Regions from separate parts of the Mus musculus genome. Here region 2 is linked to region 1. Evidence: chromatin loops called from intact Hi-C (ENCODE). Cell type or tissue: gastrocnemius. All regions are shown on one strand.

Region 1 (2,500 bases):
GCGCAACATGCAAGGGTCCTGAAATCTGCATGCACGCTTCTTGTAGACTGTGCAGAGCCTGGACGTCCTGGGAAGGCTGGGGGGCTGGGATGGGCAGGAGAGCCAGATTCATGGTCTTTACAAGGAACAATAAGAATTCCAGGTCTGCTACTCAGCCTTGGAACTCAAAGCACCCCAAAACAAAGCCATATAGATGGGGACCCACGAATTTTTGTGGCTGTTCAGAGCTTAATTACTCTTTCTTGATCCATGGGACTAGACACGACACCGCCAAGGTTAAAATGCCCCAACAGCGCCAAGCAGATGTGAGCGAGCTGGCAGACGCGCAAATGAGGCCTGCCTGAGAGCACGATACCAAGTGACTAATACATTGCATATCGTTGAAAGAAAATTATTTTTCTCTAATTTGCATTTGCTTGGGGGGAAAAAAAGCCAACAGAGTCCCTCCTTACAAGCATGAGTCTAATCCTGGAAATACAGCCCGGCTGCTTTAAGGGAGCTGGAAGGAAGGAAAGACTGCCAGTGTTTTGGCGTTACAGGCTTGTTTATCTTTCCGCCTTTCCTCCAAGGCGAAACTCGTTTTGCAAGCAACATTCCTACAGAAAATGGCACACGTCATAAAAAGAGACCAATTTATAGAACTGGCACCGAAGTTCATGTATCACTCCAGAAGCATCTCCCAGCTCCCCGAGGGGAATATGTAGAAAGAAGTCCTACCTGGGGGGTGGGGAGTTTCTAGACTCAGACAGCCTGTCGGCTGGCCACACAAGGGCCAAAGTAACCCAGAAGGAGGCTGTAGAATTAAGTCAGCCTGAAAAGGTTTTCCATAGCCCGGGAACAGCCTTTCTATATCCTGGGAAGGCTCCTTTCGACCTCGGGACTCCTGAGGAGTTGGGGTGACCCTTTCCTCCCAGCTTGCCCCAGGCCACCCAAGAGACTGACCCAAGTTCTAGACTATATCTATGCATCCTATGCGATGCATCACCAGGATTGGACAGAGTGCTGGTCCTCACCATCACCTTTCTCCTGCTCTCCTATCACAGCACCCTAGTGCCCAGCGGGTGGTGCCTCTTCTACCAGGCCTTTGGAGGCTGTAGCTGAAGGCCGGTGTGCTCTGCCAGGGGGAGCTTATGAGACCGTGTGGCTCCAAGTCAACCTGCACCCCTTTCCCGGAAAATGCAAACGCCTTTGGATCCTGAACCCACACACTTGCATTTCCACCCTGAAGAACAGTGGCCAGAACACAGCCGCGCCTCTCTCTAACTTATCTGAATAGAGCCATTGCAAAGGAAGAACAGCCTTCAGAGCCTGCGGGATCCCCAGAAGGCCTTCACTTAATTCTTCCCGACAAGCTTTATTTGGGGCTGCTGGTTGTTTTCCCGAATCTTGCAAACTCTGCCGCAAGCAGCTGAGGACCCAGGTTCATGGATCTTGGCCAAACCCCTCTAGACAGTGACACTCCGGGCCCCACCCCCACCTTCCCCAGGCCTTCTCCTGACACCTCGGTCTAACAAGATCCCTCAACCACAACATATAAACCCTCCCACACCCCTACCCCACCCTTTGGGCAGTCCTTAAGGTGCATGCTGGGGATGTGACTGGTGACGGGATGTGACCCAGCTTTCTCTCATCCGAAAGCGCCAGCCACAAAGTGGTGGCCACCTCTGCAGCTCCTCCACGGGGCCTGCCTGCATAGTGCGCGCTTTGTGTGAGTGCTGAGGAGGCGCAGCGCGGCTCGCGCGCCAACAGCTGTCACATTATTTGCACTCGCTGTAAACAGCCTTCACATTCCCCCCTTACCACATAGTTAAAGCCAGACTAACAATCCACAGTTAGAGATCAAACCAACAACAGCAGCATTGTGTCTGCCTTCGCCTTCGCACCAAGACCAGCAGCTGGCAGCTTTCTCCGGAACAAGGGACCCTGGCTCCCCCCCACACCCCACCCCTCCGGGCTCTATCCAAGGCCAGCCAAGGAAGCGTGCGTTTCTCGGTGCAGTTTGTTAAGCCCAAGAGCACCGCCATTTCGCAGTGATTTCGCTGTGGTTTATCAGCCCTCTCCCAGAGTTTGTGCCTCTGGTAGAGTCTGGAGGCGCTGGATGGGAAGAGATGGCTGCTCACGCTACTTGGCCACTGGACAAAGTGGGTAGGCTGGGGCTGTGATAGAGAGGCCTGCAGCCCCCCGAGGTTGTCACAGAGGCTGGACATGTCTGCAGTTCTGTGCAGGGCCACAGAGGTCCGCCTCTGGTCTTTCAGAAATTGCCCAACTCATTGAATACTTACTGGTCGCCCCACTGATCAAAATGTCTCCTTTATGCTTTTTGGTTAAGTTGAACATTTCCATAATCGTCATTATTAGCGCAAATTACACGCCTAATCGGTCCTTAAATAGATTTTAATTAAATAATCATACAAGGCTCATTTTATGACTTAAGAAAGGCATTACTTTTCGTTAGAAACTTTCCACCAGGATATAGAATAACGACAGACAAATACTCATT
Region 2 (2,500 bases), 180 kb before region 1:
CTTCATGCCACCTTACCATGTGTTCCACCTGCGTCCATTTAAAACCAGGTCTAGGGGGAGGTAGGAATAAGAGAAAACCTTTGCAAAAAAAAACTTGGTCTGGTGTTCATGCCTCTACTCCCAGCACTGGGGAGGCTGAGGCAGGAGAATAGCAAGTTTGAGGCCAGCCTGGGCTGGAAAGCTAGCTCTCAAAACATGATACTTAGAAGCAACAGACAAGAGCTGGCTTAGAAACACAATTTTCTGTATGGTGTAGCTCAGTCTCCTCCAGCCTGACTTTACAGTTTGAATCAACAAAGTGCAAAGCTCACTGGCTAAGTGAATACCAGCAGTCACTGGCACTGGGGCGTATCTCCTTCTCTGAGAGGGGAAAACCCGCCCCATCCTCTGGGTCATCTTTGTTGGAGCTCTTAGCAAATGTATCACACACAGATGTCATGGAAAGACGAAGCCGAGGCCACAGCCAGTATTGTCACACTGTACGGCACTGGCTAAAAGCCACTCAATTCTCTGCCTACCACCTTACCTTTAACACAACCAGTCAAATCCTAACACTATGACAAGCAGGCTAGTGTCCTCCTTGATGTCCTAGAATGGTGCCCTTCCTGTCCTGGGTGGGCCAGCACGCCTCAGCTCTCCAAGATCACCTATAGAGGAAAGAGAATAGGAAACTGTGAGATCAAGCAGGGTAGACCAACTGTTTTCGAAAGCTCTGTGAGCCACAGAGTAGTCCTCACAGAAGAAAGGCCCCTACATACTGATTCCAAGTGCCACAGGTAAAATAAATCTTTCTGGCTTTCCCCCATAAGCTTTTAGGAGCCCAAAGGCTAATTGTCAAACTAATGTAAGGTTCTAGATTCTTAGAGAAAGCCAGAAAGGAGCCCAAGGTAAGTGTCACACCCAGTTATCCTTGAGCAACGTATCCAAAAGGGTTGTTTACTGCTGTCCCACCAGCACGTGAACCACCTTGGGCTGTCACTCACCAGAGAAGCCCTCTCTGACCCCAGGAGAACTACAAAACAAAGCCAAGGCCTCCTCCCAGTCTTCCAGGCTCCTGAGTGTTGTTTTTGGCTCCCACAGGACATCTGAAACGTGGTGGCCAGTGTGGGGGGCTAGGGCACCTTTCTCCATGCTTATTAAAAATCTTTTGTGTGGCACAGAATAAATCCACTTTATTGGGCTTGCTTGGCCAGCACTTAACTTCTTCATCCCTCATGATCTGTAACACTTTCGTTCCTGCCTGAGACCAAAAACCTTCCTCACCCTTTGGCTCTGGACTTCCTTTATGAGGCCATCATAATTAGAGAGTGGCCCAACCTGGTGGCCCAAGGTGCCTCCTCCTTCTCTCCACAGCCCTGCCGGGCCTCAAAGGACTCACACCTAGTGCCAGGCTGGAAGATCAGTCTGGAAGGAAAGCCAGTTGTCAAACAAATCATCGTTCCGGGAACACAAAGCCACAGGGACCCTCAGGGTGCTGCTGACACTCAGGCAGGCAGCATCAGAGAGTCTTGTCTCCTGTGTGGCACCAAAGTCCCAAGTTTGAAGACAGAAAGCTGGCTGCTGGCCAGCAACTGTAGCAGACACCTTATCTAAACAAAGGGAGGGGGCAAGGAGTGAGGGAGGGAGTGGGTGGACTCTGCGTGGGTGGTTTCCTGTTGCTTTTTTTTCTTTGATAGCCTTGGGTCTCTGTCTCTCCTCCTCCTCCTCCTCCTCCTCCTCCTCCTCCTCCTCCTCCTCCTCCTCCTCCTCCTTTTCTTCTAATCTATTCAGTTTTGTAGTATTCAACAACCAGGCGCTTGCCAAAACCTGGCAGTGATACCCACCCAGCCATTTCCAGTCCAAACGGCTCCTGTCAACTTTTATGACCCTGCGCTAAAACTCCAGGCATGTCTCTTATTTACCCAGGCTGTCTGGCCTTCCATTTTTCACGTGTGTGTTACCCCTGCAGTTGCTTCAACTTCCCTCTGGCCCTTAAAATGCCAGTAAACGCCCAGTCCAATTTAAGCTGGGAGGTGTGGAGTATTTCATCTCTTCGGGCGCCTGCACTGCTTAATGTCATTTTTGTCTCTGTTCGGCTTGGGACGCGAAGGAAGAGGACGACTACTGCATTGGGGAAAATTGCTCTTTCGCTGGAAACCATTGTTACTAATAATAGCCTCACCCATCAAAGAGCTAGCATGGCCCCTGCCTGCAGGGGTGGGGTGCACACATACCTGACTCAAAGGAGACATGGCTGGCCTAGGTCAGTGGGTGAGGGCCACAGCCATAGCCACTCCATGCCTTGGAACTGTGCTTACATTCTGGCCTTTCATTCTTTTAATCCTTTACACAAACACTGTGTGCATAAGCCAGCATCTCTCTCTCTCTCTCTCTCTCTCTCTCTCTCTCTCTCTCTCTCTCTCTCTCGTGTGTGTGTGTGTGTGTGTGTGTGTGTGTGTGTGTGTGTGTGCGCGCACGCGCAAGCGCATTGTGTCTTTGAAATCATCCCAGCAAAAGGAGG

Evidence for each region. Peaks named below come from ENCODE experiments on the same cell type or tissue, not always from the same donor. Only the 100,000 strongest peaks of a DNase experiment are listed, where the experiment ranks them.
Region 2: it touches region 1 in a loop (2.2-fold over the local background); 2 of 42 quality-filtered maps call a loop at or near these places.

Annotation. Positions count from the first base shown.
Region 1 is chrX:12,067,721-12,070,220 of GRCm38, forward strand. All of the region lies in intron 1 of Bcor (BCL6 interacting corepressor), which reads right to left. Among named protein-coding and RNA genes, the nearest start is that of Bcor, 12 kb to the right of the region's middle. In gastrocnemius, no CTCF peak of the experiment used is centred here; DNase peaks (open chromatin) are centred at 1,091, 1,460, 1,742 and 1,929.
Region 2 is chrX:11,892,220-11,894,719 of GRCm38, forward strand. Gm52427 (a long non-coding RNA gene) reads right to left here. Exons shown (of 3, transcript XR_003953078.1): 2 at 527-647. Among named protein-coding and RNA genes, the nearest start is that of Gm52427, 1.8 kb to the right of the region's middle. In gastrocnemius, no CTCF peak of the experiment used is centred here; a DNase peak (open chromatin) is centred at 1,534.